Linked DNA regions of Homo sapiens: region 1 is linked to region 2. A link is an interaction called in ENCODE POLR2A ChIA-PET data of the cell type or tissue named here. Cell type or tissue: B cell. All regions are shown on one strand. Each heading gives the region's core, and the rest is flanking DNA. Links, peaks and the distances in the headings are about the cores only. Region 1 holds the start of LINC00921 (long intergenic non-protein coding RNA 921). Region 2 overlaps CORO7-PAM16 (CORO7-PAM16 readthrough).

Evidence for each region. Peaks named below come from ENCODE experiments on the same cell type or tissue, not always from the same donor. Only the 100,000 strongest peaks of a DNase experiment are listed, where the experiment ranks them.
Region 1: POLR2A ChIA-PET joins it to region 2 with 8 read pairs; 1 of 35 experiments calls an interaction of 5 or more read pairs at or near these places.

The regions. Positions count from the first base shown.
Region 1 is chr16:3,261,384-3,273,499 of GRCh38, forward strand. LINC00921 (long intergenic non-protein coding RNA 921) reads left to right here and starts at 2,385. Exons shown (of 2, transcript NR_033904.1): 1 at 2,385-4,385; 2 at 5,743-6,184. RefSeq lists enhancers at 2,446-2,605, 3,046-3,145, 3,296-3,365 and a silencer at 2,626-2,805. In B cell, for the core only: a CTCF peak has its summit at 5,720 (motif pointing right); no DNase peak of the experiment used is centred there; H3K4me3 peaks cover 179 bases; H3K27ac peaks cover 176 bases.
Region 2 is chr16:4,357,872-4,369,987 of GRCh38, forward strand. It overlaps CORO7-PAM16 (CORO7-PAM16 readthrough), which reads right to left. Exons shown (of 31, transcript NM_001201479.2): 10 at 7,620-7,674; 11 at 7,132-7,189; 12 at 6,904-7,049; 13 at 6,726-6,818; 14 at 6,405-6,542; 15 at 4,741-4,867; 16 at 4,114-4,289; 17 at 3,490-3,598; 18 at 3,291-3,377; 19 at 3,072-3,214; 20 at 2,573-2,677; 21 at 2,407-2,492; 22 at 1,609-1,750; 23 at 1,425-1,514; 2 more. It overlaps CORO7 (coronin 7), which reads right to left. Exons shown (of 28, transcript NM_024535.5): 10 at 7,620-7,674; 11 at 7,132-7,189; 12 at 6,904-7,049; 13 at 6,726-6,818; 14 at 6,405-6,542; 15 at 4,741-4,867; 16 at 4,114-4,289; 17 at 3,490-3,598; 18 at 3,291-3,377; 19 at 3,072-3,214; 20 at 2,573-2,677; 21 at 2,407-2,492; 22 at 1,609-1,750; 23 at 1,425-1,514; 2 more. Among named protein-coding and RNA genes, the nearest start is that of VASN, 7.9 kb to the right of the region's middle. RefSeq lists enhancers at 7,456-7,956, 11,283-11,782. In B cell, for the core only: no CTCF peak of the experiment used is centred there; DNase peaks (open chromatin) are centred at 6,440 and 7,310; H3K27ac peaks cover 561 bases.

The DNA of each region.
Region 1 (12,116 bases), core at 3,645-7,644, 1.1 Mb before region 2:
TCCCAAAGTGCTGGGATTACAGGCATGAGCCACTGCGCCCAGCCAAGAGCCCACATTCTTATAGGAAAGTGTGAATTGATATAAACAAACAAATACACAATGTATCAGGGAGTGATAAGTTGGGGGAAAAAACAGCAGAATAATAGGGTTAGTGAGTGCAGGGGATTGGTTTCATATTTTTTTATTTTTATTTATTTATTTAGAGACAGAGTCTCACTCTGTCACCCAGGCTGGAGTGCAGTGGTGCTATCTTGGCTCACTGCAACTTCTGCCTCCCGGGTTCAAGCAATTCTCCTGCCTCAGCCTCCCAAGTAGTTGGGATTACAGGCTCACACCACCATGCCAGGCTAATTTTTGTATTTTTAGTAAAGACGGGGTTTCACCATGTTGGCCAGGCCAGTCTCAAACAACTGACCTCAAGTGATCCAACCGCCTTGGCCTCCCAAAGTGCTGTGATTACAGGCATGAGCCACCGTGCCCCCTGGTTTCATATTTTAATAGGGCACTTGAAGAAGGCTTTTGTGCTTGAACAGAGACCCAAAGGAAGAGGAGTAAGCCAGGTATTCATTTTGAGGATGAGCAGTCTTTGCCTATTTACAGAGTGCAAAAGGGGTAACTTTGTGCTTAGTGTTTGAGGAAGAGTGGTGGCTGGAGCAGAGGCACGGAGGAGGAGTGGATGGAGGGGTTAGAGAGGGAGCTGGAGTCCCCTATCAAGTAGCAGGGCTCCCAGGACACAGCAAGGACTTGGCTCTTACTCTGAGATGAGGGGACACTGGAAAGTTTGAGCAGAGCAGTGACATAATTGGAGTTACGCTTTAAAAGAAACATTCTGGGCCGGGCGCGGTGGCTCACACATATAATCCAGCACTTTGGGAAGCCAAGGAAGGTGGATCACCTGAGGTCAGAAGTTCGAGATAAGCCTGGCCAACATGGTGAAAGCCCGTCTCTACTGAAAATACAAAAATTTGCTGAGTGTGGTGGTGATGTGCGCGTAGTCCCAGCTACTCTGGAGGCTGAGGTGAATCACCTGAACCTGGGAGGCGGAGGTTGCAGTGACCTGTGATCGCACCACTGTACTCTGGCCTGGGTGAAAGAGTGAGACTGTTTCAAAAAAAGAAAGAAAAGAAAAGAGAACACTCTGGCTTCCATAAGAGACAAGAGATGAGAAAGGTGGAAACAGAGAGGAGAAAGCAATCTATTGTCACAATGCAGGAAAGCGACTGCAGGGCCCTGAACCACTGTGGAGGCAGAAGGGTCAGATTCTGGGTGATTCTGAAAGCAGGGCTGACATGATAAGGGTAGACTGGATACTGGCGGGTGTGAAGATGCATCTAAGATACCTGTTTCTGGCCAGATTTTACAAAGGGCCCTTGTTGCTACCTTAAGGAGTTAGTGTTGAATCCTGCAGCAGCTAAGAGCTTCTGCAGGATCTCCCTCTCAACTTGGACCAACCCACCTGCCGATCCCAGCCCAGATCAATGAGATCTGCTGCCCAGTCCCCTACGCAGATAACACTAATTGTAACTGATCTTTCTGAGGGCACCTCCTGAGCAGCTTGGAAACGGAGGGAGAGGAGAGGAAGCCAGCTTCCCAAAGTGGGGTGTGGCAGGTGGCCTTAACCCTGCTGAAGGGCTGCAGTCATGGGGCTCTGAATAGATCCCCACACCACTCACCAATGAGCTTCATTTGGAAGGCGGTAACGTTAAACAAGAGGGTTTGTAAAAAATAAAGGCCTACACACATAATTTTTTCTGATTATTAAATCTAGGTGGAGAGTACGTGAGTATTCATGTTACTCTCTCAACTTTCTTGTGCTTAAAAATCTTAAAATAAAAACTTTAATACGCTCTGTCCTACCAATATTTATAGGAACCTGACTAGCAGCCAGGCTTTGGACACGCAATCCCCGGCCACCAAAGGGCTGACAGGCTAGTGAAAGGGGCAGAAAAATAACAAAACTGTGTCTGGAAGGCAGCTACTCCCTTTTTTTGTTTGTTTGTTTTTTGAGACGCAGTCTCACTCTGTCGCCCATGCTGGAGTGCAGTGGCGCGATCTTAGCTCACTACATGTGCCTCCGGGGTTCAAGCGATTCTCCTGCCTCAGCCTCCTGAGTAGCTGGGACTACAGGCGCGCGCCACCACGCCCGGCTAATTTTTGTATTTTTTAGTAGAGACAGGGTTTCACCATATTGGTCAGGCTGGTCTCGAACTCCTGACCTCGCGATCCGACCGCCTCGGCCTCCCAAAGTGGTGGGATTACAGGCGTGAGCCACCGCGCCCGGCCCTTTGTTTTCTTACCAACTAAGCAGCAGCACTGACACTGTTTCCTTTGAGGTTCCGTTTGCTGAATCCTGCCCTCTAAGGTGCTCCGCCCTTCCACTCCCCGCCCCGTGCTGCTGTCATTCCCACGCCTCACCCTGTTTTGCAACTTCTTGTTTATGAGCCTGGAAGCCACGAAGTGGTGGGAAATACGAGATTCAAATATCTGGTGGCCGTGTGACGTGAGTAAATTACTCGATTTTTCTCAGTTTCCATTTCCTATCAAATGGGTTGTTCTGGGAATTCGGGGAAGTAACAGTGCCGGGAACCGCGGGAGGAACCGCCAGCTGCGTCCTCGGACGTCCCCAAAGCCCAGGGCGGCGACTGGCACGACTGTCAGGGGCGCGTCTGTTAAGAGGACAGGGGGTCCCGCCCCGGCACAGCCGTCTCCTCCAGGACCCCTCCCGCCGACGCCCCACGGACCCCACGCCCGAGCGGAGACCGGCGCGAGTCCGGGGTCTCCGGTCCGGCAGCCCCTCCCTGGCCCGGCGCCCCAAAGGGAAGCGGCCTGGGGGAGGAGACGTGTGGAAAGAGCGGCAGAAGATAAAGAGGAAGTAGCGGTAGAGAATAAAAAGGAACTGTCCGCAGTGTGCCCGGACGCGGGGAGGCGCTGGGGTCAAGCGAGACCCGACCTGCACGCAATTCCCGCCGGGGTCCCGGCCTGCCTGCGGGAGGGAAAGGACCCAGGGCGGCTTCTGCCAAAAGTGCGGCTTCTGCCGAAAGTGCGTCTTCTGCCGAGGGGCCCACATAAGGCGCGACAGACACTCCAGCCCGACCCCGACGCCCCGCCCTCACGCATGCACATGCGCGGAACACTCCCAGAAACACATCTCCCAGAGCGCCCCGGGAGCACGCGAGCCAATTGGAGGGCGGATTAGCGGGGGCCCACGTCTCCCAGAGGTCTCCGAGTCGCGGCTCTGTTGGTCTGATTGGCAGCCGCAACAGCCTATAGCTGCTTTTCGCCGGAGGGGCCACGCGCCGTTTGCCGGGACTGAGCCGCTGTTGTCGCTGGTATCCCGGGAGCAGCGCCGGCAAGTGGAGTCGTCGTATTCCGGGCGGCCCGCGGCCCACGGGGATGGGACGTCCCGGGGCTGTGCTGACCCCAAAACCCTTCCACACTTTATTAGCCTGTCGCCCTTCTTTCATGTTTACAGCAAATATTTTCCGAGTGCCTAATGTGTCCCACTTACTGTGCCACGTGCGAGGGTGCACGTGTCAGGCAAGATCGCTGTTCCAAGGAGGCTGAGAACAAGTAAATGGTAATTACCAGTTATGACCAAAGCTGTGAAAGGAACAGATACATCAGCCTAACAGCAGCACTGCCGTTTTCTCCCTTATAATCAGCAGAGGCGGGCTAGAGCAAGGATTCTCAAACTCTGCCCCCTCAGAACCCTAGAGTACGGTTGCTGAAACTTCTGTTTTTTCCTTTTGAACAAATCTAGTAACATGCTGTGAGCCAGAGAGGTAATGGTTTGGCTCAAAGAAGGCACATGCATCTGGTTTCTTTCTTCTTTTTTGAGACGGAGTCTCGCTCTGTCGTCCAGGCTGGAGTGCAGTGGCGCCATCTCCGCTCACTGCAAGCTCCGCCTCGCGAGTTCACGCCAGTCTCCTGCCTCAGCCTTCCGAGTAGCTGGGATTACAGGCGCCCGCCACCACGCCCGGCTAATTTTCACGCCCGGCTAATTTTTTGTATTTTTAGTAGAGACGGGGTTTCACCATGTTAGCCAGGATGGTCTCGCTCTCCTGACCTCGTGATCCGCCCGCTTCGGCCTCCCAAAGTGCTGGGATTACAGGCGTGAGCCACCGCGCCCGGCCCAGGTTTCTTATTTCAGGAGCTTCATAGGCATAGACCTCCCTCCTTCCCTCCTACCCCCTCCCCCCTCTCCCAACTAATGCCAGACCGGCCACTACTTTTTAACTGTTTTACATATTTAACCTTCAAGAAAGATTTCCTTTGATCCAAGTGTATTGCAGCCCACAAAAAAGCTTGGAAACCCAGCTAGATGGTCTGTTTTTCTAGTTCCTACATTGGATTTAAGTCCTACCCATCGAGACTACTGTCTTCAGGTAAGCATATCGAGGCTGTATTCACCTTCATGGTGTTCTCAGGGGCACTTTCTTACACAAATGATGGTAATCATCCTAGATCATTTCCCTGCCTGCCACACTTGCCAGTTAGTTAGAAACTGTAAACCCCTTAAATGTCTGTCACCAGGGCACTGGCTGAATAGCTGAGTAAGTTTTGGTGAATCCATTCCTTGGACTACACTGCATCCACTGAAAACAGTGCGGTGAATTTCTGTGTGCTAATGTGCAAAGATGGTTTATGTATTATTCAGTGGAAAAAGCACATTTGCACTACAGTGCAGATAGCATGATCCCATGTTTGTAAATAAGAGAAAAAAATGTTAAAATTTAAGTATCTGGAGGGAAATGCAAGAAATAAATATGACTACCTTTCAAGAGTAGAATTGGGGGTAGAAGTTGGCCTTTTCCCTCTATGTCATCTATACGTTTTATTTTTTTATTTTATTATTATTTTTTTGAGACGGAGTCTCACGCTGCTGCCCAGGCTGGAGTGCAGTGGCATGATCTGGGCTTACTGCGACCTCCGCCTCCCGGGTTCAAGCAATTTTCTGTCTCAGCCTCCTGAGTAGCTGGGATTACAAGCGCACGCCACCACGCCCGGCTAATTTTTGTATTTTTAGTTAGAGATGGGGTTTCACCATGTTGGTCAGGCTGGTCTCGAACTTCTGACCTTGTGTTCTGCCCGCCTCAGCCTCCCAAAGTGCTCAGATTACAGGCGTGAACCAGTATGCCCGGCGTTCAATGAGCATTTTTAAAGTTTTATGACTCATGAAACATAGTCCACAAATATATGCTCATTGTGAAATAGTAACGGAAAATAAAATATGGCAAGCTAAATGTTAGAGGAGAAATTTCTTATTTTGCTCCATTACTTTTACAGCAGAAAAATTAAAAAATTTATTAGCTGAGACTTTGTTTCACTGGGGTGCAGAAGATTAAACAAATGATTTTTAAAAGCAGACTCTGCCCATAGAGAAAAAATATTCGAGGTTTCCAAAGTAGAATAAGTTTAAATTAGCAAGTCAAATAAGGAACCTTGAGCCAGTACCGAAGGAAACACGTCCCAGACCTATCTCCAAACACACACACACACACACACACACACACACACTGCAGGCATAACATTTATGCAGACAGACTGTTCTTTAGGGCATAATTGTCTCATGTCTCAATTCCTCTGAAGCTCCAGAGCAGAAACTGAAATTTTAAAAATGCAGTTGAGATAAACTGAAATGACTGACAGGCCATTTGCCAAGAAAAGCTTTGGTTCTTTGGAACAAAGACAGTGCCCATATCCCAGCCAACATCAGGTGGTATTTCTCTTTCTGTCCTGTAGAGGGCATCTTCATGTGTGGGCACCAGGGCTGCGGCTGGAACCACAGTGGACACCCCACGCTCCAAGGACAATCCTCTGCAGAAACCAGCAGCTGGAAACAATTCTTAATGCTGCAGGAAGTAGTTAGGAGAAAACGACTGTGTAAGTCAGAGCTAAAACTGGAGTTCAAAAACCACAGAAAATATTTCCAAGGCTGTCTGTGAAGTGGGGATGTCAAAATACCAAAAATTACAGCTTTGGAACTGCAGTGGATGACCTTTAATTGATGCAGTTTATAGGTGCTAAGTATTGTGTGTGCTTTACGTTGCCTCATGTGAGTGCTTCATAGCAGGGTGTGACGCTGGCCAAGTGATATACCTACCCTCTTTGTCCCTGTTTCTATCAACTGTAAAATGGGGGTTCTAGAGTTGTTGTGAAGATTAAATGAGCTAATACACACAAAGCACCAAGAACAATGCTGGATACAAGGTAATAGGTGTTTCTTCCTAGACTTCACTATCCTCATGTGAGGTGGGTATGTTTATTTATTTATTTGGGGACAGGGTCTCGCTCTATCACCCAGACTGGAGTGCAGTGTTGCAATCATGGCTTAGCTCCCTACAGCTTTTTAAATTTAATTATTTATTATTATTATTTTTTTGAGATGGAGTCTCACTCTGTCACCCAGGCTGGAGTGCAGTGGCACGATCTCTGCTTACTGCAAGCTGGGCCTCCCGGATTCACACCATTCTCCTGCCTCAGCCTCCTGAGTAGCTGGGACTACAGGCGCCTGCCACCACGCCCAGCATATTTTTGTATTTTTAGTAGAGGCGGGGTTTCACCGTGTTAGTCAGGATGGTCTCGATCTCCTGACCTTGTGATCTGCCCACCTCGGCCTCCCAAAGTGCTGGGATTACAGGCGTGAGCCACCGTGCCTGGCCTCAGCTCCCTACAGCTTTGACCTCCCCAGCTCAAGTAATGTCCCACTTCAGCCTCCCGAGTAGCTGACACTACAGGAATGCACCATCATGTATACCTGTGGTCCTAGCTACTTGGGAAGCTGAGGTGGGAAGATTGCCCCTGAAATAAGACTCTAGATACAGGTCCCTTTCTCTGAAATTTTTGAAACAAAACGCCTAATTCAAAAAAAGTTATTTTTGGTAGAGACGGGGTCTCACTATGTTTCCCAGGCTGATCTCAAACTTGGGTTCAAGCCATCCTCCCTCATTGGCCTCCCAAAGTGTTGGGATTATAGGCAGGAGCCACTGTGCCTGTCCAAGGTGGGTGTTGATATATTCAATTTAACACAGAAAACAGGAAGTTTGTACACACTGACTTGCCCAAGGCTACACAACTACAAAGAGTCAGGTAGCCAACATTCAGTCTCAAGGTCTGTGTCTGCAGAGCTCAAGGCCTTTCCTTTGGCTTTGCTGTCTCTTGGCATCTGGTAGCTTAGCAGTCATCAAGCCAACCCCGTCATGTTACAGAGGAGGACACAGGCTTCCAGGGGAACTGACTGACTTGAGTTCTACACATCAGTGCAGAGCTGGGACTAGAATTCTGTCCACCTAACTGTATTTGGAAGAAAGTTAAGTGCTATTGACTACACCTAATATCTGAAAGATAAAGGGAGAGGCAGAAGCAAGAATGAATAATGTGGCTGGGCGCGGTGGCTCACGCCTTTAATCCCAGCACTTTGAGAGGCCGAGGCAGGTGGATCACGAGATCAGGAGTTCAAGACCAGCCTGACCAACATGGTGAAACTCCATTTCTACTAAAAATACAAAAATTAGCCGGGCATGGTAGCGTGCGCCTGTAACCCCAGCTACTAAGTAGGCTGAGGCGGGAGGATCGATTGAAGCCGGGAGGTGGAGGTTGCAGTGAGCCGAGATCGCACCATTGCACTCCAGCCTGGGCAACAGAGCGAGACTCTGTCAAAAAGAAAAAAAAAAGAATGAATAATTTTTAAAGCAGGCTGTGAAGAACTAAAAACATGAGGACACGGAAATTCAGAAACACCCATTTCAATATGATTCCTTTCGGATAACTTGAAGCCCAAACAGGATGGAAAATCACAGGCCAAAGTCACCTGAAGGAAGGCTGTCACCCATGACGGACAACCGGGATGTTGCTCTCCATTCATCCCAACGGCAGCAAAGTCTGTCCTGGAACATGGAATGGTTTCTTTATACAGACAACTAAGACTGGCTCCAAGAGAAGAGTTGCTACCACTAACCCCTACATGCTGCCTTGAAAGAGTTGGTGGTAGGTGTTGGAAAATTAATCTGAGTAATTAGGAAACAAAATTTGAAACAAAGAATCCCATGCACAATAGTAGCAAAACCCATAACCAGACATGATAAGAAATTTGCAAGACCTATAAGAAGAAAAGTATATAGGATTACAGAATTTTAAAAGTCCCAGATCATTGAAGAAATACACCACAGTCGTGGATGGAAGAGTTAATATTACAAATATATCATGCATTCCTAAATTAATCAACAAATTATAAGCAAACCCAATTGAAATTGTAACGAGATTTTTTTTTTACATTTTTAAAAAAATGTGATCTTGCTATGTTGCCTGAGCTGGTCTCAAACTTCTAAGCTCATGCGATCTTCCTGCCTTGGCCTCTCAAAATGCTGGCATTACAAGTGTGAGCCACCATGCCCAGCCATAACAAGACTTTCTTTTTTTTTTCAGACTGGGTCTCACTGTTGCCCAGGCTGGAGTGCAGTGGCGTGATCTCAGGTCACTGCAACCTCTGCCTCCCAGGTTCAAGTGATTCTCCTGCCTCAGCCTCCCGAGTAGCTGGGATTACAGGTGCGCCCCACCATGCCCAGCTAATTTTTGTATTTTTAGTAGAGATGAGGTTTCGCCATGTTGGCCAGGCTGTTCTGCCCACCTCACCCTCCCAAAGTGCTGGGATTACAGGCATCAGCCACCGCACCAGGCTGCAAGATGTTTAAGAATGGGCTTTGACAAGTTGATTTTTAAAATTCATAGCCAAAAAAATTGTGAAAAAAATACAGTGGTGTGAGATGTATTGTAACAGATATAACAACAAGCTGTGAAAATACAGTAAATTAGAACAGTAATATGTTTTTACAAGAATGGATATAAGGTAAATGGAAACAAGATTCCGTAAGACGTGTGTATATGCAAAAGATGGTATTTAAAACCCAAGGGGAAAAGGTGGCCCAACTTATAAATAGTTTTGGGACTGTTGACAGTTGAGCTGGAAAACATAGACTTCTGCCTGACATATATAAAAAATAAACTCCATATATATATATATATATATATATATATATATATATATTTTTTTTTTTTTTTGAGACGGAATGTCGCTCTTGTTTCCCAGGCTGGAGTGCAATGGTGTGATCTGGGCTCATTGCAACCTCTGCCTCCCAGGTTCAAGTGATTCTCCTGCCTCAGCCTCCCAAGTAGCTGGGATTACAGGCATGTGCCACCACACCCGGCTAATTTTTTGTATTTTTAGTGGAGATGGGTTTTCACCATGTTGCCCAGACTGGTCTCGAACTCCTGACCTCGAGTGATCCACCCGCCTCGGCCTCCCAAAATGCTGGGATTACAACCATGAGCCACCGCACCTGGCCCAGATGATTTAAAGAAACACGAAGTGTAATATCTGTAAATTTGTTTAAATTTCGCAGTGAGGAAGATCTTTCTTTTTTTTTATTTTTTATTTTTTTATTGATCATTCTTGGGTGTTTCTCGCAGAGGGGGACTTGGCAGGGCCATAGGACAACAGTGGAGGGAAGGTCAGCAGACAAACAAGTGAACAAAGGTCTCTGGTTTTCCTAGGCAGAGGACCCTGCGGCCTTCTGCAGTGTTTGTGTCCTTGGGTACTTGAGATTAGGGAGTGGTGATGACTCTTAACGAGCATGCTGCCTTCAAGCATCTGTTTAACAAAGCACATCTTGCACTGCCCTTAATCCATTTAACCCTGAGTGGACACAGCACATGTTTCAGAGAGCACAGGGTTGGGGGTAAGGTCACAGATCAACAGTATCCCAAGGCAGAAGAATTTTTCTTAGTACAGAACAAAATGAAAAGTCTCCCATGTCTACTTTTTTCTACACAGACACAGCAACCATCTGATTTCTCAATCTTTTCCCCACCTTTCCCCCTTTTCTATTCCACAAAACCGCCATTGTCATCATGGCCCCTTCTCAATGAGCTGTTGGGTACCCCTCCCAGACGGGGTGGTGGCTGGGCAAAGGGGCTCCTCACTTCCCAGAAGGGGCGGCCGGGCAAAGGCGGCCCCCCACCACCCGGACGGGGCGGTTGGGCGGGCGGAGGCACCCCCCACCTCCCTCCCGGACGGGGCGGCTGGCCGGGCAGGGGCTGACCCCCCACCTCTCTCCCGGACGGGGCGGCTGGCCGGGCAGGGGCTGACCCCCCACCTCCCTCCCGGACGGGGCGGCTGGCCGGGCGGGGGCTGACAGATCTTTCTAACCAAGATAAAAAAACTGAAAAAGTTAAAAAATTCAGGTAAATAGAAAAATTAGAAAACTTCAGTATGACAAAAACAGCCATGAATATGGTTAAAAGGCTGGATGCAGTGGCTCATGCCTGTAATCCCTGCACTTTGGGAGGCCAAGGTGGGAGGATTGCTTGAGCCTAGGGGTTTGAGTCTCCACAATGTAGGCAGACCCCATCTCTACCCTCCCTCACAAAATTAACTGGCCATGGTGGTGTGCGCCTGTGGTCCCAGCTACTCAAGAGGCTAAGTTGGAAAGATCGCTTGAGCCTGGGAGGTCAAGGCTGCAGTGAGCTGTGATTGCACCACTGCACTCCAGTCTGGGTGATGGAGCAAAACCCTGTCTTAAAAAATAAAAATAAAAAAGGTGACAGAGAAAATATTTGTACATACGATAATACCTGGAATGTTAAAGCACTATAATTTTTTTAATGCTCAAAGGCTTAAATAGGCAACTCACGGCCGGGCGTGGTGGCTCACACCTGTAATCCCAGCACTTTGGGAGGCTGAGGCGGGTGGATCACGAGGTCAGGAGATCGAGACCATCCTGGCTAACACAGTGAAACCCTGTCTCTACAGACTACAAAAAATTAGCCAGGCATGGTGGCACGTGCCTGTAGTCTCAGCTACTCGCGAGGCTGAGGCAGAAGAATTGCTTGAACCCAGGAGGCGGAGATTGCAGTGAGCTGAGATCCTGACACGCACTACAGCCTGGGCAATAGACTGAGACTCCATCTCAAAAAAAAAAAAAAAAAAGGCAACTCAGAGAAGAAATACAAAGTACCACGTGAAAAGATGCCCAATCTCCAAGTAATCAGAAACATGACAGGCAACAAGGGGATATTATTTTTTTTTAAATAGCGGCAGAGTCTTGTTATGTTACCCAGGCTGGTTTAGAACTCCTGGGCTCAAGCAGTCCTCCTGCCTTGGCCTTCCAAAAGTGCTGGGATTACAGGCCCTAAGCCACCACACCCGGCTGAGGGGACATAATTTTTCACCCACTATATTATCACAAATTAATATGATTGCCACAGCCAACTTTAATGAGCATGCAGACATAGAAGCACTTTCACACCTCAGGTTACGAGTTAAATTTGTGAAGCTTTTTTTTTTTTTTTTTTTTTTTTGTGATGGAGTCTCACTCTTTTACCCAGGCTGGAATGCAGTGATGCAATCTCGGCTCCCTGCAACCTCCACCTCTGAGGTTCAAGCGATTCTCCCACGTCAGCCTCCTGAGTAGCTGGGATTACAGGCACCCGCCACCATGCCCGGCTAATTTTTGTATTTTTAGTAGAGACGGGGTTTCACCGCGTTGGCCAGGCTGGTGTCAAACCCCTGACTTTAGGTGATCCGCCCGCCTCGGCCTCCCAAAGTGCTAGGATTACAGGTGTCAGCCACTGCTCCTGGCCTGTGAAGCTGTTTTGGAAGGTGATTTGCTGCAAGTTTTCAAAATTAAAAATGCACAAGCCTAGGCCAGGCACGGTGGCTCATGCCTGTAATCACAGTACTTTGGGAGGCCGAGGTGAGCAGATCACTTCAGCCCAGGAGTTTCAGACCAGCCTGACCAACAAAGTGAGACCTCGTTGCTACAAGAAATAAAAAATTGGGTGGCACATGCCTGTGGTCCCAGCTACTCTGAAGGGTGAAGTGGGAGGACTGCTTGAGCCCAGGAGGTCAAGGATGCAGTGAGCCAAGATTATGCCACTGCACTCCAGCCTGGGTGACAGAGGGAGAACATATCTCAAAAAAAAAAAAAAAATGCACAAGGCTTTTGCTTCAGTGATTCCATTTCTAAGACTATATCCAATGTACCCAAATATGCACGTCTGAGATGTTCATTGGAGTATTGGTTGTTAAAGGAAACAGCTGGAGACAATCTAAATGGGGA
Region 2 (12,116 bases), core at 5,183-9,182:
CTGCGTGCCAACAGGAATGGAACTTCAACCTGGGCCTTCTGTCCCTTTCTCCAACCCCCATCCCGCTTCCTCCCCACACCCAGTCCCTCGGTGCACCTGGGCTCATGTCAGGAGGCTGCAGGCTGAGAAGCCAGGGCTGCCCATTAGCGCCTTGCAGCCAGGCCTCGGCACTGAGCACAGGCTCCCAGATCACAGCCGTGTCTGGGAACACGTCATCCTGGAAGAACTCTTTCTGCAGAGGGAGAAACGGGCTGTCCTGAGACATTGACCAGGTGCCCAGGGCACACGGGCATCTGTTGGGGAGGGACAGGGCAAGACCTGGGACCCTCCCACCAGCCTGGGGCTTCCATGAGTTTCAGCATCTCAGCAGAAGGGGGTAGGTGTCCCCATGAACAATGGGTAGGGAAGTTTGGAAGCTGGGTCAGACGGGACCCAAACTCCCCTCTAGGCACCGAGAAGGCGGTGGGCATGGGAGTCCCAGGTCCCCACCCTCACCCGGACTCGGGGCAGCCGGAAGGCCACAGGCTCCAGGGAGGACTGACGCAGCCGCAGGCACCGCATCAGCTCCACTTCCCGCACGTCGCACTCCGTCTTAGGCAGGAGGACGAGGCCCTGGGGGAGCAAGGGAGTCGGAGCTGCCGCTGGGACCTAGAGCTCATGGCTGGGCACGTAGTCTCCCCAGGGTGCCGGCACCCCTCACTTAGGACCACCATGCCTAGGGCCTGTCCCTGGACAGTAACGTGTTGATCATGTTGAACAACCTGCTCTCTGGAGGGAAAGCCCTGATTTGTGGTGTTTTCCTATTTCCACAGTTTACAAACTCCCACCATGGGCAGCTTCTACGTGCCACCTCCACTCCCTGAATGTGGTGTTGGGAAGAGATGTAAATAGCACATCATCCTGCATTTCCTCCATGCACTCCAACACAGAAACATGTGACCTCAGCACAAATAATAGTAAAATTGGATAAATTAATTAGAAGTGATAAACTGAGTGTTTATTACTTTGGTTTTTAATATTATTTTTAGGTTCATATTGTAGGTTCATATAGTTTAACCTTATCTAGTGCAATTTTTTGTTTGTTTTGTAGAGATGGGGTCTTGCTATGTTGCCCAGGCTGGTCTTGAACTCCTGGGCTCAAGCAATTCTCCTGCCTCAGCCTTCCGAAGTGTTGGGATTCCAGGCCACCGTACCCGGCCTACAGTATGATTTTTAATAATGGTTGAGTATGACAATGGCTCTCAAAATTCCTAAATAATTCCAGCAGCAACTCTTCTTGCCAGTCACTGGGCACAGCCCCAGGCCCAGCCCCAGCCCAGGACTCTGACCCCCGACCCACAGGCTCCTGTACTTGCCCACATGGCCACCAGGGGGCAGGGCAGCCTTGTGGTCCCATCGGGGACGAGGCGCCAGGGTGGCCTCACCTTGTGGGGGTCAGGCGACGTGAAGCTGTTGCACTCCAGGAAGAAAGGGGACTCGGGGAGCAGCTCGTACAGGAATACACGGGTGTCGCCCTGCGGGGAAGAAGGCAGGCTGGGAACCCTCCGGCAACACTGGCCTTCCCCCCACCACCTCTCACCTGCCATCCCGCCCTCCAGCCCAGCCCACCTTGCCGGTCAGGAGCACCAGGCCAGTGTCTGGGTCGTAGCTGGGCAGCAGGGTTGAGGGAGCCACGTCCAGGCCCAACACTGCCAAGGGTCCGCCGGCCAGGGCCTCAGCTTCATATAGGAGCAGCTGGCGCTCACTTTGGCTGCAAGGGGGTTTGGGGGCTGAAGCAGGTGTTTCAGAGCTGAAGGGGCCTGGGGCAGGGAGAAGGCGCCCACGTAGCCCCTGCTCTGTTCTGGGTTGTAGGCGAGGCCTAGTGTGGCCCGGCACCGCAGCCACATCCTAACCTGCCCCTCCACCTCTGGGTTCCCCATTGACTCTTTCTCCTCCACTAATCACTCACCCATCCATCTACCCCTGACTGCCTCACCGCCCCTGCTTCCATCTCCCCCAGAGCCCCTTGTGCACCCCTGCATCTATCTCCCCCCAACCCCTCACCCACCCCTCTATCCATCTCCCCACTACCCCCAAAACATCCCTCCATCTCCCCTACCCCCCTCACCCTCCCCTGCATCCATCTCCCCCTTACCCCCAACTCATCCATCGATCTCTCCCTACCCCCTCATTCATCCATCCAGCCATCCGCCCATCTATCCCCACATTCATTCATCCACCCATCCATCCATTCACCCACCTATCCATCCACCCATCTACCCACTCATCCAATCATCTACCCACCCACCCAACCATCCAGTGAGGGGCAGGAATGGTTTCTGAAAGCCTGACAAATGTATGTGACTGTGGAGAAGGGGGACACAGGTGGCTTCTGAAGCCTGGGGATGGGGATGCCTGAGTCCTCACCTGTCAAAGCCAGACACCAGCAGACAGCGACCATCACATACCCAGACAATGCGAGCTCCGCGTCCTCCCTTGGGCCCTGGGCCTTCCTGTTGAGATACATCGCGTGACACCCAGCCAGCACCCCTGAACCAGGTCTGAGGCCACTCCCCAGCCCCTGTGTGCTCACCTGCAGGGGCTCAGGGCCACTCCGGGGCCTGTAGACCCGCACACGCCCATCCTTGCAGACAGTGGCCAGCTGCTGCCCATCAGGACTCCAGGCCAGGCTGAAGATCTGGGGGCAGGAAGGGATATGAGAGACAGCCTTGCTTCACTGCTGGCCCCACCTCTCCCCACTGCTCCTGCCCCTCCTCACTGCTGGCGCCGCCCCTCCTCACTGCTGTTCCCGCCTCTCCTCACTGCTGGTCTTGCCTCTCCTCACTGCTGGCCCCCCTCTCCTCACTGCTGGCCCCCCTTCTCCTCAATGCTAGCCCGGCCCCTCCTCACCGCTGGCCCTGCCCCTCCTCACCACTGGCCCCCCTCTCCTCACTGCTGGCCCCACCCCTCCTCGCTGCTGGTCCTGCCTCTCCTCACTGCTGGCCCCGCCACTCCTCACTGCTGGCCCCACCTCTCCACACTGCTGGCCCCGCCTCTCCACACTGCTGGCCCCACCTCTGCAGCCGTCCTACCTGGTCTTGGTGGCCCTGCAGCTTCAGCCGATCAGCTCCAGCCTGAAGGTCCCAGATGCGAACAGTGAGGTCATAGGAGGACGAGGCCAGCACATTGGCTGCCAGTGGGTGGAAGCGCAGGGAGCAGATCTTCTCCGTGTGGCCTGGAGGAAGGCAGGGGTGATCAGGAGCCCTTGGGAGACACTGGCCACCCCAGCCCCATTCCTGAGCCTGCCTGACCTGTGAGCACAGTCTCTGGCGTGGTGAGCACCTCTTCCAGGCCCTCTGCGGGTACCCGCCACAGTCGGATCCTGGCGTCCTCACCAGCTGCAGAGGACAGACAGGGGCTCATCATTGCTGAGCCCAAGACCTCTGGGCTCCCCAGCCCCTATCCGGGACCCAGGACCCTCCCTCAAGCCCAGGCACCCAGCCTCCTTACCCACAGCGAGGCGATGGGGGTCAAAGGGGTCCCAGGCCAGATCAGTCACAGCTGCCCCATTCTGCAGCGTGGGCAGTGCCGTGTCGGGCAGGCGGCCAGGCTTCCGTAGCTGTGGGAGGTGCCCCCACCCCGAGGCCCATCAGTACCAGGCAGAAAAGCCAGTCCCCAGGGGCTGCGGGCAAGCAGCATGTCTGGGAGCCCACCCTCTGCAGCAGAGGCTCCCACCGCTGGGTGACCCAAGCTCTCTGCCCTGACCACCTTGCGCTCTGAGCCCCAAGTGCCAACCACAAGGCCCCAGAGAGTGAGGGGGCAGCAGCGTGAACTGGCGGGAAAAGCTCCGGCTTAGGGCTCAGGTGGCCGGGCTTCGGATCCCAGCTCCACCACTTACACAGCTGTGTGACCCGGGCAGGTCACTAAACCTCTCTGTGCCTCTTCTCCCTCATCTGTAAAATGGGGATAAAAGTGGCAGGCCCCATGGCAGGTGGCTGGGAGGATCACAGGACAGGCGGGCAGGAGCCTGACACAAGGTTTGTGCTCCCTGTGTTGTGTGGGTAGCTAAGGCCCTCCGCGTCTTTGCCACAGGCAGGGAACTGAGGGGCAGCCCTGGTGGGGTGGGGCCCTCACCTCAAGCACAGCCACCTGTCCCCCGCTGCTGAGCAGCGGCACGGCCACACGCAGCTTGTTGGCACAGAAGCCGTCACTCTCACCAGGTGTGGTGAGGTTGAGCCCCTTGAGGTTGGTGATGTGGCTGTCTCGGTGCAGGACAGTGCCCTGAGCATGGCGGAACTTGGAACTGGGGCCTGGCAGGTGGCAGGGACATGGAACCACGTGTGAGGATGCCGTCCCCGCCCGCCCTGCACTCTTTGAGTCCCGGCTGCCCACTCCCCTCACCCCAGGTGGATGTACAGCATGGACCTAGGCCCAGGCCTTTGCTAATCCAGTGGATGCAACTCGCCCAGGAATAATGTCTGGAATGATATACCCTGTTCCATGGTGGCTCGGGGAATCTTGGTGGAGCCCAGGGCTTTGGCTGCTCAGAAGCTGGTGGCCCCAGCCGCCCTCCTATTTTGCAGGTGAGACTCAGCCACCACACCCCAGCCCCCAGGACAAATGACCCTGCCAGTGAGTCTGGGTGAGGGGGGTGCCCTGCATGAGGCCTGTGCTCAGCAGTAGGGTACACAGGAGGATGACGGGGAGTGGGGCAGACAGGGCTCCTGCGGTAGGGGTGAGCTCCCCGTCCTGCCTCCTTACCCAGCAGGCTCTGCAGCGACCTCAAACTGGGGCTGGTCCCGATGCCACTGGTGCTGGAGAGTGAGGGCCCCAGGCTGGAGGGCGTGGAGGGCGAGGTCAGCGAACTGGGAGGGGAAGAGAAACCCTCCTGGGGAGGGGCATGGGGTCAGCCAGCCTGCTCCTAGGTGTACTGGCCAAAAGGAGGGGGTGCCAGCGGACTCCAGGGTCACCACTCTGGGCCCCCTGCGGACTGGAGGAGCCCCCACTGTGGGCATGCGACAGGAGCGGCGGGGGGCACGGGCATAAACGCAGACACACAGGGAAGCAGCCGAGCTTCAGACCGCGGGGACAGCAAGTGGCAGCTGCTGGCTCCCAGCCCTGCAGGAGGGTGTGCCCAGTGGGTTAGATCTGCCAGTATTTTAAGAGAAGCCAGAAATCTAGATCTGTATGAAAATTCTTGCTTTTTAAGTGTTTGCCCAATTTAGAAAGCACTGTGCAAGTTCCTTCTTTATGCTCCACGTGTTTCTCTGTCTCTGTTACACTTGACAAAGAAGGTTGGGGCCAGGCGTGGTGGCTCAAGGCTGTAATCCCAGCAGTTTGGGAGGCCGAGGAGGGCAGATCACGAGGTCAGGAGTTCAAGGCCAGCATGGCCAACATGGTGAAGCCTGACTCTACTAAAAAAAATATAAAAATTGGCCAGGCGCGGTGGCTCACGCCTGTAATCCCAGCACTTTGGGAGGCCCAGGCGGGTGGATCATGAGGTTAGGAGTTCAAGACCAGCCTGGCCAACATGGTGAAAACCCGTCTCTACTAAAGATACTAAAGATACCAATTAGCCAGGCGTGGTGGTGCGCGCCTGTAATCCCAGCACTTTGGGAGGCCCAGGCAGGTGGATCATGAGGTTAGGAGTTTAAGACCAGCCTGGCCAACATGGTGAAAACCCATCTCTACTAAAGATACTAAAGATACAAATTAGCCAGGCGTGGTGGCGCACGCCTGTAATCCCAGCTACTCAGGAGGCTCAGGCAGGAGAATTGCTTGAAACTGGGAGGCGGAGGTTGCAGTGAGCCGAGATCGCACCATTGCACTCCAGCCTAGACGACAGGGCGAGACTCATCTCAAAAACAAAAACAAAAACAAAAATTAGGCCAGGTGCAGTGGCTCATGATTGTAATCCCAGCACTTTGGGAGGCCGAGGCGGGTGGATCACCTGAGGTCAGGAGTTCGAGACCAGCCTGACCAACATGGTGAAACCCCATGTCTACTAAAAATACAAAAATTAGCCAGGCATGGTGGCGGGTGCCTGTAATCTCACCTACTCGGGAGGCTGAGGCAGGAGAATCACTTGAACCCAAGAGGCGGAGATTGCAGTGAGCCGAGATCACACCATTGTACTCTAGCCTGGGCAATAAGAGCGAAACTCTGTCTCAAAAAATAAATTAAAATATAGTCGGCCATGGTGGCACATGCCTGTAATCCCAGCTACTCGGGAGGCTGAGGCAGGAGAATCGCTTGAACCTAGGAAGAGGAGGTTGCAGTGAGCCGAGGTTGCGCCACTGCACTCTAGCTTGGGTGACAGAGTGAGACACTGTCTCAAAAAAAAAAAAAGGCCGTTCAGCCGGTGAACACTCAGGGCAGCCACTGCAGTGTCGCTGAGGGAGGATGGGGGCGGCCCTGGTACTTACGCTTGCGTCTGCATCACCCACGGGTGTCTCCATCACCGCAGGCTGGGCTGTGTCAGGGAGGGGCTCCGCAGGGGGCACCAGACAGGAAGTGAAGCTCGGGTGGGGCCGGCAGGCGGGGTTGAGGCTGACCTTCTGCACCTGCATGGAGGCCGGCAGTGGGGAGATGGGGGCATGGGCTGCCCGGTCAGGAGGGCCCCCATGGGAGGGTCAACTGGGTAGGGATGGGGGGCACCCAGCAGGCCAGACTGAGTTGGCACACAGCCACACGGGGCTACCAGGGACTCGGGGAGGCTGGGAGAGGTGAGCCAGCCCTGGTCCTACCTGCTGGTTGTCCCCAGCCCACCAGCTATGGGGGTCGGTGGCAGGCACACAGCCGGCAGTGTCCGGGAACAGGTCCTCGTGGAACTCCACAGCCTGGCCGCAGACAAGCAGGCAGCTAGTGAGGCCCAGGCCCCCCGACTCCCCAGCCCCCGCAGTCCCTCGCCCAAGTCCCCCTCACCTTGCGGGGCACATGGTAGCCGATGGGCACGATGGCTGTGTCGCTCAGCTGTAGGACGCGGAGTACCTCGCAGCTCATGACGGCCAGCGCCTGCCGGGGCACAAGGGCAGCCCCACGCAGCACGCTCTCCAGGACACACTGGGTCACTGTTGAGGACACCATAGGGGAACAGGCAGGATGGGCAGGGGAGGGGAGGGTAGGGGATGGGGGCGAGGAAGCAAGGCTTACCTGGGCTCAGCGCCGGCTGCTGCGGGACCACCTCGTAACAGTACAGCTGCCTCTCGCCCTGAAATGAGTCTGAACTGAGCCCCGTTTGCTGACTGAACCCCTGGGGAGGGCCCAGGACTGGCATCAGCTCCCCCACAGGTCCCCAAGGACCTGAGCCACAGAACCACAGTGGCTGGAGATGGGGCTCCCCAACATGCTGGGCGCTGAGCTGAGCCCTAGGCTGACTACCTCACTTGCTCAGCCTCGTTGCACATGGGGTGAGCACCGGGGGTGTACGTCAGTATTTATGGAGTGCTGACTGTGTGCTGACACTGCTCTATTCTCGGCCTTGTTCTCAGGAAGGCCAGTGTTCTAGGAGAGCTACAGTCACCTTGGCTGCACAGGGGAAGACACAGAGGCCCTGTTCGAGTTCCTCCTCTCTCTTGGGGAAGGCCAGGGGCTGGACTCCAGGCTGTGGATGTGGGTGGGAGCCCCAGCTTCTCACTCACCTTTCCTGCCAGGACCAGGAGCCCAGAGTCAGGGTCCAGCAGAGGCACGAGACACCTGGGGAAGAGAGGGCAAGATGGCGGGTCAGGGCAGTGGGAGGGCTGCCAGACTCGTAACCCCATGTAGGAGCCCAGGACAGGCACCACAGTGACTGGGAGCCGCTTGGCCATCCAGCCATGTTCAGCCTGGTCCCCAGGAACCCCCTCCTCTTCCTGAGCTTCCCACATGCCCAACACACGCCCACACCCCAGCTGCTCCTCCCCAGGGCCTCCACCTGCACACCTGCGTCACTCCAGGACTGGAGTGGGCACAGGGGAACTCGGGCCCGATCTCAGCCACAGCTCTTCCTCCAAGAAGACCCCACATGCATTCTGTGCCCCTCCCACCTTCGACAGCCTAGACATCAGGCCAGCATTGCCAGGGAAGGTGGAGAGGTGAGGCCGGAGGCGAGGAGCCTCCCGTCCCCACTCGGCACTGCCTGTGGACAGGCAGCATCCGGGAGCAGTGCAGGCAGCCCTGCCGTTCCGAATCTGCACTAAGGTTTGGGGCCCTCTACTCAGTTACCCCACGTTTCCTGTGCCTCAGTGATATCTTGGAAGCTCAGAGACCCCCCCATGCTGAGTTAAAGTTCCTGTGTCCAAATCTGAGCCACGTGCCCGGGAGAAGGGGCTCCTCCGGCCGCTGGGCTTCCCTGCACACCCCAGGCCTGCTGCCCCGGCCGAGCCTGCCAGCAGCATGCTCCCAGGCCTTCTCTGGTCTCGAGGCAGGAGCAGGGCGGGGTGGCAGCTGGGAATAGAGTGGGCGGGCCGGAAGCCCCCAGAGCCCCTGCCACTCTATGTCCAGCTCAGCCTTGGCCAACTGCCTGTCACTGGCCGGGCTTTATGCCTCCCTCCCGGGGCCCCTCAGAGACCCCTGCACAGCCCCTCAGCCCTGTGAGAGCTGCCTTCCCACTCCAGGGCCTTTTGAGGGGAATGGGGACCTGGAAGGACTCTGACAGATGCCCAGATGCCCAGTTGCCTTCCTGTGTTTCTTGCTCCTGATCTTTGCTTTTTTTTTTTTTTTTTTTTTTAAGAGACACGGTCTCCCTCTGTCACCCAGGCTGGAGTGCAGTGGCACAATCATTGCTCACTGCAGCCTCAACCTCCTGGGCTCAAGCAATCTTCCCACTCAGCCTCCAGAGTAGCTGGGACTACAGGTGTGCACCACCATGGCTGGCTATTTTTACTTCTATTTTTGTAGAAACAAGGTCTCACTATGCTTCCGAGGCCGGTCTCAAACTCCTGGCCTCAAGTGATACTCCCACCTTAGCCTCCCAAAGTGCTAGGATTATAGGCATGAGCCACTGCACTTGGTCTTGGTTTCTTGTTTCTGGGACCTGCAGGCCTGGACCCTCCCAACCCAGACACTGACACCCTTAAACAGGACCCCGTCCCCACTGTGTTGCCAGGGTCAGAGGTCACCCAGCTGTGGCAGCTGCCTCTATCCCTCACTGCGGTGACAAAGGGCCCAGCCGCCCTCCACTGTCCACCCATCCCCTCCTGCCAGCCGACCACTAAGCAGTCCTGCCCACCTCCCCTCCCCACACTTCCAGGAGCCACAGAGTGGCTGGGAAGCTGGGTGGGGCCCTGGGTGTCTCCATGACTTCCTGGAGTGCCTTGGGCTGGTCACCTGTGAGTAACACAGGCCCCTACTTACTGAGGGCCCAGCAGGGTGAGCCGGGCTCAGCAATGCCCTTTGCATCCCGGCCTGACCACTGCTTGTAGAGGTGGAGGCGGAGGCGGAGGGTAGGGGACCAAGGTGGTGCGTGACCTGGAGTGCCCTCCACACTGACACTGGCTCCACTGGGGCTGGAAGCAAGTCCCTTCAGCAGCTTTGACAGGGCTTTCACTCATTCATTCGTTCACAATCATTCACTCCTTTGATGAGCTGGTCTGTGCCTGGTCCTCGGCTCGACCTGCATGTAGGTATGCCCAGAGATGAGTGCAACAGACCCTGCCTCTGTCCTCAAGGTGCTCACAGCCTAGCACAAGAGGCAGACAGACACAATCCCATAGACAAACATGTGAAGGGAAGGTTCACCGAGGACACACAGTGACAGAGCAGGGGGACTGGGCCTCAGCAGTGGGGGAAGGGGTGATCCCTGCGATCCCAAGGTCATGCAGAAATCAAACACCTCACAGGAAGAGAGTTTCAGAGAGAACACAACCTGTGCAAAGGTCCTGTGGCAGGTGGGTTCATGGCCTGTTTGAGGAACAAGATGGACAATGTGCCTGACAGCCTGGACAGTGTGGGTGAGGGCTGAGGCTCAGGATGGGCAGGTGGAGGCTAGACGGGAAGGGGCCTGGTGCATGTGGGGAGGGGGAGTTCTGCCTCCAGTGGACGAGCAATGAAAAGGTGACGGTGCGTTTCAAGCAAAAGAGGCTAGGCCAGGCCTAGTGACTCATGTCTGTGATCCCAGCCAGCACTTTGGGAGGCTGAGGTGGGAGAATCACTTGAGCCCAGTAGGTCAACACTGTGACCAGCCTGGGCAACATCATGAGACCATGGCTCTTCAAAAAATTAAAAATTAAAAAATTAGCGAGGTATGCTGGCTCACGCCTGTAATCCCAGCACTTTGGGAGGCCGAGGTGGGTGGATCACTGGAGGTCAGCAGTTTGAGACCAGCCAGGCCAACATGATGAAACCCTGTCTCTACTAAAAATACAAAAATTGGCCAAGTGTGGTGGTGTGCATCTGTAATCCCAGCTAATTGGGAGGCTGAGGCAGGAGAACCACTTGAACCCGGCAGGTGGAGTTTGCAGTGAGCCGAGATGGCACCAATGCATTCCAGCCTGGGTGACAGAGTGAGACTCCATCTCAAAAAATAAAATTAAAAATTAGCCTGCTGTGGTAGTGCACACCTGTGGTCCAGCTACTCGGCTGGCTGAGGCAGGAGGGTCACTTGAGCCCAGGAGTTTGAGGCTGCAGTGAGTCAAGATCGCATCGCCAGCTGGGCATGGTGGCTCACATCTGTAATCCCAGCACTTTGGGAGGCCGATCACTTTGGGTCAGGAGTTTGAGACCAGCCTGGCCAACATGGTGAAAACTCGTCTCTACTAAAAATGCAAAAATGAGCTGAGCATGGTGGCGTGCACCTGGAATCCCAGCTACTCAGGAGGCTGAGGCAGGAGAATCACTTGAACCCGGGAGGCGGAGGTTGCAGTGGGCCAAGATTGCACCACTGCATTCCAGCCTTGGCAACAGAGTGAGACTCCATCTCAAAAAAAAAAAAAAAAAAAATCACATCAGCCTGGGTAACACAGCAAGACCCTATCTCAAAAAAATAAAAATAGAAAGAGGATAGGACCAGACTGGCACAGAGTAGGGATCACACTGGCTGCTGGGGGCACAGGCTGGGAGGAGTGGAAACAGGTGCCAGGACAGAAGCTGAGGGCAAGTAGGATAGGCAGGTCTCCTGTGGCCCCTCTGCTGCCCTTATGAGAGGTGGGAAACAGGCCTGGGGCCACCTCATGGCATCAGAGGCTCACCTGTGCGCTGAGCCAACTGCCTGAGGAGGCCTGGTGCTCAGCCTCCCTCACCCCCGTTCCATCGTCCCAGCCAGCCAGCCACTGACTCAGGAGCTGAGGCCGAGTGGGCAGGAAGTCAGGGAGGGCAGGGCTGGCTCCTCTGACAGGTCAGGCCAGTCTTCCTTGCCTCAGGCAGAGCCATCTGGACAACTCTGCCAGGCAGGGGCATCCTGTCTGCCGTGGCACGGGCCAAGAAATGGGGTCATGGCACCCAGCCCCAAAGGTTGGCCAAGTGTTGGCATGGGCCTGACCCCAGGCTGTGTGAAGAGAGCCAAGCTGGGTCTGGGTCTGGAACATGGTACATGAGCCCCAGCCAGGCAGAGGGCCAGAGGTGGTAAGAGGTATTGCCGGCACCTCTCCTGCTGGAATCTGGGCCTGCCACTGGGAAGGGCTCTGACCCTGACCCAGGTCCAGGGGTCTGTCCCAGGCATAAAGTTATAGAAGGTCTAAAGCCCAGATCTGCCCCCGCCCCTCAGCCAGGTCCCAGGAGCTAGAAGACAACCTCAGTACCAACTGGGAGGCACGAGCAGTTTCAGCCTCCGGATAAGCCCCGCCAGCTCTCCCAGGACTCCTGTGATTAGCACCGAGGGGAAGCACCAAGGGTGTGCTTGCTACAAGGAGCAGCTGCAAGGCTCCTCCTCTGTCCTCCCCTCCAGCCCATCCCTCCCGCTCAGGCCCCTTCCCACCAACCCAGACATTCTGCCATTGCGCCAGTTCAAAGCAGGCTGGGTCCCTTGGATCTGTCCCTATCACCCAGGCTGGAGAGTTAGTTAGGATCCTTTGACCCCCCTCCACCCCCACAGCCCCTAGCTCCCCCGCTGTGTGCAGACTGCTGGTAACCAGGTTCTAAAGGCGGGTGGCACCTTGAAACCATACAAGGCAATGTTGGATAAACTGAGAGGGGTCTCCTAAAAGCTTCCCTTGAGCCTCTGG